Regions from separate parts of the Homo sapiens genome. Here region 2 is linked to region 1. A link is a contact called in ENCODE Hi-C data. All regions are on one chromosome and are shown on one strand. Each heading gives the region's core, a stretch centred on a gene start or an enhancer-like site at or near the end of the contact. The rest is flanking DNA. Distances are from core to core; before and after follow the strand shown.

Region 1 (5,955 bases), core at 2,201-4,700:
GAGTGTTATCCCGAGAGCACTGTTGCTTGGGTGGAGAAGGCACTGGGGAATTTTAAGGATGGGGCTTCTCCACAGCTGGTCCTGCAGACTGGATGGACCTGAGACACCTACATCAAAGGGAAAAAATAAAAATAAAAAACGAGCCTTCATTCAGCAAAAACTGCCCTCTCATCCAATCTGCAATCCAGGAGAGGACTTGCAGGGAAGGAAGTTTCCAGAAAAAAAGAAAAGATCTTTGGGCCAGTGGTCTGGGCAGTTTCCAGAATGGGAGTTTAGTGAGGATGGCAAGTGCTGAGGACACGTGATAGATTTTCTCAGCAAGTTCTAACCTAACACTACTCCCTCAGGGAGGCTTTCTCTGAGCCCCCTTCCTTCGCCCCCAGGAAGAATTTCTGCTACAACACTCTGTTCCTGCTGCCATCCTAGCACTTATCAAATTCAGACAAAGTTGGCCTCAATTTTCCTCAGCAGTCTATGACATCCTGACTGATTTATTCATCATCACAACCCCAGTCAATGCCTGGCATGTGGTAGGTGCCTGTGTTGGTCAAATGAATGAGTGAATTGAAAGAAGCTGCATTTCATCAAAGAGCAGAATCAGCCATGAATATTCAGTTGTCCCGGGAGCTTCAGATAAGCCAGGAGGCCTTGGAGAAGTGGATCTGGGCCAAGTGGCAGATTTCCAAGAGCTGGGGCCATTTAAACCACTCCTGGGGAAGGGGGGCAATAAAACCACCTGCAAGATTGGTCTGAGCTGCTTTGTTGCCTGGGACTCCACTGCAGGTGGAGAGGGGAGCAGAGGGATCAAAAGCACTCAAAGAGCCTTTGCTTCTGAGTGGTCCAGAGGGCAGTGCTGCCCTGGCTGCAGCGACCCCCACCCAGAGATGGGACCAGTGCTCAGCTCTGCAGAAGAGCAAGATGGACCCACCATCCCCAGAGAGCTTCCTATGCACCAGACGCTGGGCTTTATGTAATCACGTTTCATCCTCTCAGCAACGCCAAGAGACAGGTGTGCCTGACTTACAGATGAGAACCACCACCAAGGATCAGGAATCCCTCATTCCGTGTGGAGAGGAGCAGGAGCCTGTGCACCCAGTAAACTGTACAATAGCAACCAAAGCAAAATTAAAAAAAAAAAAGCCAGGATTATGTCACTGAAAATTCAGAAATCTGTGCACCTACAGCTCACCTGTTTTATTACTTTTGTGGTTTGCATATCTTCCCTTTATTTTCTCCTGGTTTCTTATAATGGTTTGTTTTGTTTGTTTGTTTATTTGTTTGTTTCACAAAAATCCCATAGGATTCTGATCTCACAAAGGGAAAAGCTGGATCCCCAGGGCAAGGAGCCAGGGGTCAGCGGAATGGACGGTGCCCTGCAGCCGATGCTGTCAATGCAGCAGGGCTAAGGCTGGGAAAGGCACCTAGTGAAGGGAGACCAGGGAGGGTACACACAGGTACATGCGTGGGCAGCTGCTGTCTCCTGGGGCTGGTCTCCCACAAGGTGGTTTCCTCGTGCAGCAGTGACTTGGTGCAGCCCCTCTCACCTGGCACCAATGCATTTGTTTCCTCAAAAGACCATAGGGTGGCGTTTACCTCACCACTTAAAAAAAAAAAAAAAGGTGGATCAAGATGCATGCTGGCTCAGGAGGATCTTCATATCCGCCAGAGGGAGGGGCAGGCAGTCTCTTTTTACTCCAGCAGGTGAGAATTTCTGATAAAACTAGATTAACACCAGCTGGCCTCCTTGCAGTGTCTAAATGTGCAAAGAGAGCTGATCTGATGACACCAGCCAGGGGGACAGGCTGCTGGAGGCACCCCAGAAGAGAGAAGCCCAACTAAAGGCCACCTAACTTACTGCTCAGATAGGCTGCTCTGGCCGCAGCAGCCCCTTAGGGTAGAAAGACAAGTAAGCTCGGAGGGGAAAGTGAACGGGTCCTGCGTGGGTGGCTGTGGCCTTGGCTGTCACCGCAGCAGAGGCCCCTGCTAAGCAGGCGAAGAGCGAGGAGACCGTGAGAAAGGCCAAAGTCAAACTGAAAACCCCTTCCAGCTGGCCTCTGCTCTTGGGAACTTGGAACCATACGTTGGCAACAGGCTCGCCGACAGGGGCACGCTTTCTCCCGGAGAGGGCACTGGGGCGCCTGGTTCTTCGGGCGGGCACGGGAGAGGGGGGCACCTCCCAGCACGCAGGAGCAGCCAGTGCCAAGCTGGAGGAGGGGAGGGGCGTGCAGGCAGAGACCTGGGGGTGGAGTTAAGGGAGGGAGGGTCAGGAAAACTTCTCATTCCCTGCCTCCATTCACCCTCCTGCACCATCTCTGTAAGGGGCCTCTGCTTTAAAACGTGGGACATAGATGCCACCAGAACCCCTGCCGGCTGCCGGAGTCCTGCACAGAATTACATCGGCGCACTCTCTACTTCTCAGGAACAGAAGGGATCCGAGGGAGCTATGGGTTCATCTCTGGCCACATGCATCCAAACTAATAAAATCATCCCCCATCCCCCTGGCGCCCTGCGGGGTGCTGGCGGAAGTGCAGGTACCCCTGAATGAGGCGGAGGAGACTCTGGCTAGAGTTCTCGTCCCCACGCGGTCCGCACTCCGCGAACCAAAGGGGGCTGCAGGTATATCTAGCCCGGCTCGTCCTCTTTCCCCGGCTCAGCTGACTTCGACGCCCGGGAGTTTGATCCTCGCCGCCGAGGCCCTAGAGCTCATTCTGATCCGACCCCATTCCTCTCGGGGAAGTGGGCTCGCGGACGGATGCACACGACGGAGAGAAGGAGCAGAAATCGGGGCGCCGGGACGGGAGCCCTACTCCGAAGCCGGCAGAGCCATTCCGGCCGCCGCTGCGGGCTCCAACATTGGCCGCAAAGTTTCCGGCTCTTTGGGGCCCCGCCTGCGGGTCGGAGACCCCAGCGCAGCCTCTCCCCTCTGGGGTGCACACTCCACGCGCTTCTGCCACCTGCCCGGGGACGCCAGGAGCGGGCGGTGGCGCGTGGTCGCAGCACTTGGAGCGCGCGGCCCCGCCAGGAGGTCTCCGGCCGCGCCCTTCTCTCCCCCCACGCCCTCCCGCGGCGGGGTGGGGGTCGCAAGGGTCGCGGCAGCCGTGTCTTACCCAGTCCCGGCACGAAAGTGTTGAGGAAGAGGCAGATGACGGCCACGGGGAAGGGCATGTAGGGGATGGCGGCGCGCAGGGGGCCCTTCTTCTCGCGGACCTGCACCACCACCCCGCTGGACGAGGACGCCCCCCGGGGGTCCGCCGCCGCCACCGCCGCCGCCGCCGCCGCCGTCTCGGCGTCTTTGTGCGAGGGCTCCATGGCCGGGCGCGCTCTCAGGCAGCCGGGCAGCACGGCCGGAGCTGGCGCCCAGCGTACGGGAGCAGGAGACTGTCGGCTGCGGGCTCCGGGCTCCGCGCCGAGCTCAGGCGGCCGCCGTGCTCCGTGCGCCGCGCGGCTCGCGGAGACTCCCGCCCTCCGGCGTCCCCACACGCCCGGCGGAGGGGCGGGGAGGGCGGCGCGACACCCGGTGACAGCGCTCTGACGCCCCTCCTCGCCAGGCCCCTTCCCCGCCCCCTCCCCCCAACCAAAACCACCGCTCACAAGGAATGGAAAATCAGGGCGGAGGGAAAGCAGTGGAAGAGGACCGCAAAGGGAGCTGTTTGCCCAGGTGCTGGAAGGGGTGGACACACCTCGCCCTCCCAGACAGGTGAACTAGGAACCTTGACCACGAAGCCCTGCGAACTGGGAGTGTGTGCTTGGCTGACACCGTCGGGAAAGCCTCGAGGCTGAGTCCCCTGATCTAGAGCAAGCCTTTGGCCAGGGACATGGGGACAAGGGACGGACCGCGCGGCGCCTGACACCTAGTCGGCCTTCAGTGCATTGTGATTTAAATGATTTTGTTTGGGGCGAGCGCAGTGGCTCCCGTCTGTATTCCCCACTTTGGGAGGCCAAGGTGGGAGAATTACTTGTGCCCAGGAGTTCGAAACCAGCCTGGGCAACGTAGCGAGACCCCCCCCCCCCCGCCCCAGCTCTATTTTGTAAAAAAAAAAAAAAAAAAAAAAAATCACTTAAAAAATATATAGGAGTGAATTTGTTTCAAGTGTCAGAGAAAAAGCAATCCAGAGATCGGATCGATAATAGAGGAAACAGATTTGCAAACACCAGGCCAGGTCTCCGCAAGACTAGTTAAAAGATGGGACACTTCCCTACACACACGCACCAAAAGCAGAAAGAAATGCGCCTGTTGCAGGCTTGTTGGGAAGCGTTCACCATCCCCTGAACTATACTGGAGGAAACCTGAGCCTTCTGTGAGCCCGACGTGGTGGTTAAAGAGCCAGTGAGGACACAGCGCCGTCTGGCGTTAATAATGGGGCAGTTGGTAGAAGCAACAGCCGGCAGCTTGAGGTCCTGTTTGAATTCGATTTTCTGAATAAGGCTGCTTCGCCTCCGCACCTGGAAAAAGTAAACGGATGAAAGTTACCGCCTCTAACGTTAGGGAGGGGTTAAAGGCTTCGGAATTATCCAGACAGTCAGCAAATCGTCTGAATAATTGGAAGGGTGCAATAGCCTCCCTTCAGGAATAATAGTGATTATTATTATAAACAACCCAGGGTCTCAGAAGAGGCTAAAAGAACATGGGTTATTGTATACTTATACTTATTGTATAAGTCTCTGAATAAAATAATTTTAAAAGCAAATGGCCAGGGGTTAGTGATGATACTGGTGGACACACACATGCGTGTGTACACATACACAGATACACACACACACGAGTCATTAGCTTAGGTTTGGCAGTCAGAAGAACAGGGTTAAAAATTTTAGTCTTTGTTCAGCCACTAAAACCTGTATGGCTTAGAAGAACTCGCTTAGCCTTTTCTGGCCTGGAGTTACTGTGTTGGTTAAAATCATAGCAAGCTTCCATTTAATACACAATTATTGAAGGCCTACTAAGACTTAGATTCCAGGGAGAGAGAAATGAGTAAAATCCAGCCTCTGCCTTCAAGAATCTAAGAAATGAGCTGAGAGATACTGACAACTACAAAGATAGACTTACAGAAACAGTGAGGAATGTTGCAGCTGTGATGTGCTGGAGGTGCTGCGACAACATGGACCTATCTGTGAAGCCAGCTAGCGTGGGGGAGGCCTCGGGGAGGTGTCCCAAAGAAGGCGATACTCAAAGGGACTTGAGCAATGACTACAGTTAACTATTTGCAGATTTGTTTTATTTTCAACAAACACTTATTTACCCAAGCACTCTCTGCCAGGCATCATTCTAAAAACCCTTTACACATTTTAACTCTTTTAATCCTTACCATAACTCTACAAAGTAAGGATTATTTATTACCCCATTTTACAGATGGGGCAATTGAAGCACAGAGAAGTTAAACAGGCTGCACAAAGTCCCCCACTAATCAGTGGTAGAGCTGGCAGCTGAATGCAGGCAATCTGGCTCCAGAATCAATTCTATATAACCAGTATTTTATTCAGAGACCTAGAAAATAACCCACATTCTGTGAATATTCTTTTGCAGAGCACTTGAACTGTCTTAGGGCCAGTCAATCATTCCTCCTGGAGAAAAAGGATTTCAGGGACGTCAGTGGATTTGCATCCCCCAGTTTTCCAGATGATTTGCTGAATATCTTGGATGTCAGAAAGACATCCAGGCAGAGCAACAAAATATACAAAGGCATGGGAGCCCAGGGAAGTAGGGATGATTCCAGGAATTGCAGTGTGGCTGGCACTAGGGCTTGTGTGGGCAGAGACAGGAGATGGATCTGGTGGGGTGGACAGGCATCTAGTACTGAATGGCAAAGGAATTTGGACTTCATCTCGGTGGTGGTGATGCAGAATCACTGGAACATTTTAAGCAGGGGTGTGGCATAAGTGTTCCAGTTACTATCACTGTGTCACAAATTACCCCCAAATTTAGCAGCTTAACACAACCATTTTTTTCTGATCACAAAT
Region 2 (6,073 bases), core at 2,605-5,104, 990 kb before region 1:
CAGACCCTCACGGAGAGGATGCTGTGGCCATACCTCCTGAGACCCTTTGGCCACTCCTGGGCCAGGTAGCCACTCAGTGAACATAGCCACCAAGGCCTCCTACCCACAGACTGGTGCAGATCCAGCAGGCACCCTCTGTCACATGCACACGGAAGGGGCACAGCACGCACTGGGTGAGCTGCTGCAGCTGTTGGCTCTGATTTCTTCATGGGAGGAAGTCAGCGCCTGCAGTAGTTGGGGCCCATGCAGTCCAGGACACCAGCCCTGCACTACCCTTGACCCCAACAGTGAGCTCCATGGGACCTCTGCCAGGTGGGTGGCAGCTCAGCTCCACAGAGTTCCCACTGCCAAGGACCAGTTGTTCCTGCAGGCAGGCCCACCTCAGGCCCGGGACCTCAGCGGGTGAGATGAGTGACTGTGAAGCACACACACTGAAACCTGGCACACAAGGCCTCAACATCCCCTTGGGAGGCCCCTGGCACCCCTTCTTTACAGGCATACCAGTGGAGGCCATCACAGCTGTGAGTGGGGAAGGATCTGACCCAGAGTCTGGGGTCCTGCCAGACAACCTCAAACCCTGGGCTGGAAACTGTTTCTCTAAAGGGGTCAGTATTATCAGCTTTGGCAACCATTTTCTGTGCCAAGGACTTAACTGTGCCATTGTAGCCAGACAGCAGCCTTCCCCAGGCCACCTGTAAATAAACAGGCATGGCTGGATTCCTGTACAGTTTTATTCATGAACCAGCAACATTCAAATTTCACAGCATCGTGAAGTATAATTGTTTTGATTTGTTTGAACATTTGGAAATGTAAAATCCACTCTTAACTCACGGGCGGCACAAAAGCAGGTGGGGACAGGCTACAGTTGGCTGACCTCTGGCTGAGATGGAGCTCAGAGGAGTGGATGACAGGGTGGGCAAGCTCAGCCCCCTCATGGTGGAGATTTACCCCAGGAGGGGTGGGGTCCCTCTCCATCCCTCCTCTTGGCTTCAAGAGCAGCTCAGGTGGAGAGTGGGGGAAGAGAATGGGCCTCAGCAACAAGGACAGAGATGCCAGCTCAGGCAGCCGTGTGGACAGATCCACTCAATGGTGCACACTGCAGGCGCCATTTACACCAAGCTGAGCACAGACACAACCAGCCCAGGAGATCGTGGTGAGGGCTATTTGGTATGGGGGTTCTCTGGGGCAGGGAGCAGTCTCTACCCTGCAGCTTATCTGGAAATGCCATGCAACAACCATTACAGAAAACACACACTGAGAAAAAGAGCAAAATATAAATAGGACAGCAGGTCTGGCCAGTTGGGTCTCACAGGCCAGTGGAGTGAGGAGGCCCAGGTGGGCCTACTAGGGTGGTTGGTGGTGGGCTCCTTCCTATAGGGAGGTTGGGACCCCCAACTCACAAATGACCCACATAAAGTTCCCACAGGCTCAGGGGAGAGTCTGTCAGTCATTAGGCAAGGGGGTCAGAGCTGGAGCCACACAGCAGGTGAGGAGCCCTGGTCATTTTGCCCTGAGGGCTGAGGAGCTGGGGTGGGGGCACACACCCAGGGGCAGATGCACTCAGGTGGCTCCCAGACCCTCCCCCTGCCCAGTGCCTGCCCATCTCCCTAGGGCCCACCAAGGCCTGAGACCCAGAGACATAACACCTGATCATCACACCCGGGCTTCCCTGCCAAGGCTAGACAATGCTCAGTGGAGGCAGGCAGTCTGGGCTTGGGGCCAGGACAAGGGTGGGGGTCCCACTGGGTAGGCCTGCTTCCCCAGACCCAGCTGGGATGGTTGACCCGCCACTTGTCATTCTGTCAATGTGCAACCTAGATGTGAGGGGCTCACTGCAGACTCTGGCCACACCAGTCACACTCCCCAGCCAGGCCCAATTCTGCCCATCCCACCTAACCTGGCCCCACATGTCCAGTGCCCACCAAGATCCTGCCAGCCAGAAGGACCCATGCTCACCTCCTAAAGCATCCACATGTACCTGCATCCCATAGGGACCCACAGCTCAGGGACAGCCCCTGTGGACCCCCATGGTCAGGGGGTCTCCTGACCTAACCCCCAGCTCTCCAGTCCTAGCCATCATGTCTTTTGGGGACCACCAAACACTGGCCGCCGATGGCCCCCAAGAAGGCAGAGAATGGGCTGGTCATGGCAGCCTCAGGCCTGGGCCCTGACCCCAGGGAAACAGCTGGTTAGTTCTGATTTGGACTGAGCATTAACAACAGGTCAAGCCATGTGCACAAGTATTCTCCTCTATCCGGTCCAGCAGTAGGCTGGGGGACCCAGTGCAGCCCCGGGACCAGCCGTGCACAGTGGTTCCAGCAGTGTGGGGTGGGGATCAGGGAAAGGCCCCGCACTCAGCCAAAAGTTGACCCCTGACCTGTTCACCCACCCTGCACAGGGACCCCAGACTTCAGGCAGAGGCAGGCAGTGGAGTTGCCATCTCCTGGGATCCCATCCAGGGTCCACAGAGGCCTGAGAAATCCTGGCAGGGGCTGAGCTGGGGGAGTCAGGCAGGGGCGGGGGGGGGGAAGGCAAGTAAAGGGCAGCATGCAACTGGGCATGACTGGCACTAAGACTTCAGGGTCTAGCTGGCCCTGAAAAGGTGACAACAGGACAGAGTCCAGACGAGCCCCTCCACACCCCAACCAGCTGCCAGGCACACATGGTGCCCCTCACTTCCCCAGAGGCCCCAGGAAGGGCTCTTTCTTAATCAACACAATGGGGGCCCCACCCACACCCACACATGCAGTGGTGTCCACACATATCAGAGAATGAAATTCCTGCTGTGCCGATATGGGGGACGAATTTCCCTGCCCCCACATTCCCCAGCTTCATCCCCACATGGCGCTGAGCTTGGGGTGCCCAAGCCAACAGCCCATTGATGCAGCAACCCGAGGGATGCTGTGTCTTGAAGGGACCTGTGAGGCCTAGGGGGCATTTCACAATCAGAGCATTTCCCTGACTTTGTCATTCACCGGCCCTCTGCCTCAGTTTCCTCCACTATGACACAAGGAAGAAATCCTGCCCCACAGACCTGGGGTCTCAGCGAGGCCACCACACCAGGTTAAATGGCTGGAGTGTACAAAAGCCGGGATGAGAGTCCCTGCCCGGGGTATCTCGCCCTGGGACTGAGATCCACCAGTCCATGGCCAGGCCAGCCTGTCAGGGAGGGCTCCCAGTTCCAAGTCCCTGCAGTTGAGGCCCCCAGCGCATTGGGAGGCACAGGGTCGGGTGGAGTGGAACAACGCCCCATCATAAGAGCCCTGGGCAGACCTTAGAGAACAAGCATTAAACTGAGACTCGAATCTGAAGCCAGCTCCGCCAAAAGACTTGGCTTTGGGGTGATATGAGAGCCGGGGTCAGGGAACAAAGCGTTCTGGTTTTAGGCCCACAGGAAGATCTGTGAAGCGCTCTTGGGTAGAGCACACGTTGCCGGGTATGTGCTTGAAAAGAGCCTAAGAAGAGGGGGCGCCAGGAAGGAACCCCGACGCCTAGGGAGAGTCCAGCCTTCCCGCTTCAGCACCTGGCCACATTCCGCAGTTACCCAAGCCAGAAAAAAAAAAAAAAATCCAGAGGCCAGGGAGGCTAATGGGGCTTTACTGGGACTATTTGGCCTAATCCTCCAAACAACCCTGCCATAGCAGCCCATCAGTCCTCTGCGACAGGTGAGGAACCTGAGGTCCCAGGAGGACACCCAGAAAGTCTAGGCGGAGCCCCGCAGGCCTCCACACTTCCCCGCGTGGCAGCTCCAACCCCAGCTTTTTAACTAGTAAGTCACTCGAGCAGCTGGGCCACTTCCGCTCCCCCCGCGGGGAGGCAGCTTCGCGCTGCCGCCTGGCTGGGGACAGGGACGCCACCTCCCGCTGGCTGCCACCAGGGGGCGCGCCCGCAGGGTCCCGGTGCCGGGCGGCGCATGTGCAGCGGCCAGCGCACCGGCTCCTGCCCTCGCCGCGGCCTCTGCCAGGACCCCGACACCCCGCCCGACCCTACCCTCAAGCGGGGCTGCGGCCTCACCGTCTGCAACAGCCGCTCCGTCCGGCATTTGGCGTGCTCCCCGGGGCAGAGGCCGCGGTGTCCTCAGGCTGTGGCACCAGCCTGCGACCCCCACGCCCGGCTCCGGCCCAGGAGGAGGAGGGCGCTGCTCCCCGGGTAGGGCGACCGGTCACCTGGGCCGGGAGGGCGGCGCAGGGGCGGAAGCGGCTGTCCGGGCTGCTGCTTTGGACTTCTCCGCCCTCTGGCCGGCCCGGCCGCGTCGCCCAGGGCTCCAGGGCCGCCTGGCGCCACCCTCTCCCAGCGCCGCGGTCCCTCCGGTACCTCCCTGGCGGCTGCGGAGCCCTCCTGGGACAGGGTCCATAAACTCTCTAGAGCGGGAAGTCGCGCAGTCGCGGGGCCGTCACGGGGACCGCTCGAGATCCGAGCCCACTGGGTGCCCCGGACCCTTCTCTCGCCGGCCCGGCCCCGCGCCCAGACCTAGCGGCCGCTGGCGCCTGGCCCGCTGCGTGGGTCTTCGGTGAGCTAGCTGCCCACCCAGTGCTGCGGCCTCGGCTCCCGCATGCGCGCTCTGGTGGTTCCTTGCTAGGGGCGACCCTGTGGGCCAGCTTCCCACGCCCGGTCCCCAGGCCGCGCCCAACCCGGCTCCCTGGGCTAGGGTACTGGCTCCTCCTGGGGGCCGTGGGACTGGGAGGCAGGGGCGTTAAGGGAGACGGTGGGACCGAGGGCAGCCCCTGCTGAGTGCACCGCGAGGTCGAGCGCAGGCCTCTGTTGCACAGTGCGCGGCTTTTGCTGGGACTGTGCTGGGGCTCAGAGGGTGGTATCAGTGCCAGAGGCGATGTCAGGGAGGCTTCACCAAGAAGAAGCCGCGGAGCTGACCCCTGGGGTGTGAGCAGGTCTTCTTCAGGTGGAAGAGGGCAGGACCGAATTGCAGGTGGAGTCAACTGTGTTTTCGCACACCTGGGGGGTGAAGGGGACGCAGTCTGTCTACCTGACCCGTGAAATGTAGGAGACTGTACCCCAGAAGCAGCGGGTTTACTGCTGCATTGATTAACCAAGTCTGGAACAAACATGTAGCTAAGCTGCGAGTTCTGTGCCAGTGGTCCCAACACCCACTCCCCCAGGAAAACACAGCTTTGGAGGTTGGGTGCTTGTCAGGCCTCAGAATGGAGAGCAGGGGCCAGAGACACCAAGCAGGGGGAACCCACCCTAGGCCTCTTGAGGGACGACGATGTGGGGAGCTGGTGGCAGAGCCTGAGCTGGCCCGAGGTTGCATGGTGGGGACAGATTCGAGGCATAGTAGGGACTGGTGACCTCAGTTCCCAGAATGTCCCAGCCTGGCCTCCTGGTCCAGCTAGCAAGTAGTGGGTGCTGCCCTGCAAAGACTCTGGGGGTGCCTGGGCCCCCCCTCACCAAACTTGACTGGTGACTTCTGTGTTCATCCTCACAAGAAGAGGGATTTTCTCTCACTTTCAGGCAAGCCCAGGAAAGTCAGGGGCCTATGTGAGCCAAAGAGGAGAGAAGGCGATGCTTTAGCCCATTGTTTCTGCCCCGCCTGGTTTGTGGCCTTGGGGACTTGATTTGCACCACAGGATAAAGGGCAATGAAAGCCCCTCCCTGACTGGCTTCTCACTCCACTCTGACCAGCCCATTGCACAGCGCCCACCCTGCAGCTCCAGGTACAGCCTGTGCACCTGCAGCTCCAGGTACAGAGGCTGGGCTGGTTCTGGGCTGACCTCAGGGCCTTCTGATGGTTGCAACCCTCAGGATGCCTCATGCTCACCCCTTGGCACCCACCTGACAGCTCAGCATGTCTGCTATATGCCATCCTCAATGCCTGCTCTAGACAAGCCCAAGTCCCCCAGGAGTGGCAGAGGGAACTGAGCTGGGAACTAAGTCCCAGCTCACTGAACCCCAAGTGGGCCTCCCACTTTAGGTCACAGCCCCAGGCAAGTTCCCTTCAGGGATGTGATCCCAGGGGCCACAGCAGCACGTTCTGGCCTAACCTATTCACTACTCAATTAGTTACTGAACAGGCCAGGATGGGCATGGGCCCTGACATTAATCCCCTTTCTCTGTGAGG

Evidence for each region. A loop is a pair of places that touch in the nucleus more often than their neighbours do. Pooled maps may share reads with other maps.
Region 2: a map of B cell shows a loop between it and region 1 (12-fold over the local background). The contact joins the enhancer-like site here to the promoter of STUM in region 1. A Hi-C loop is called at or near these places in 1 of 168 maps with a recorded cell type or tissue (B cell), 1 of 37 single-sample maps with no recorded cell type and 6 of 50 pooled maps.

Annotation. Positions count from the first base shown.
Region 1 is chr1:226,546,259-226,552,213 of GRCh38, reverse strand. STUM (stum, mechanosensory transduction mediator homolog) reads right to left here and starts at 3,450. Exons shown (of 4, transcript NM_001003665.4): 1 at 3,108-3,450. The coding sequence starts at 3,309. RefSeq lists a silencer at 4,172-4,466.
Region 2 is chr1:227,540,517-227,546,589 of GRCh38, reverse strand. No RefSeq gene overlaps it. Among named protein-coding and RNA genes, the nearest start is that of ZNF678, 20 kb to the left of the region's middle. RefSeq lists a silencer at 3,730-4,329. Within about 2 kb of position 3,854, at least 24 of the 41 ENCODE cell types and tissues checked have a DNase peak (open chromatin) inside an H3K27ac peak, as active enhancers do.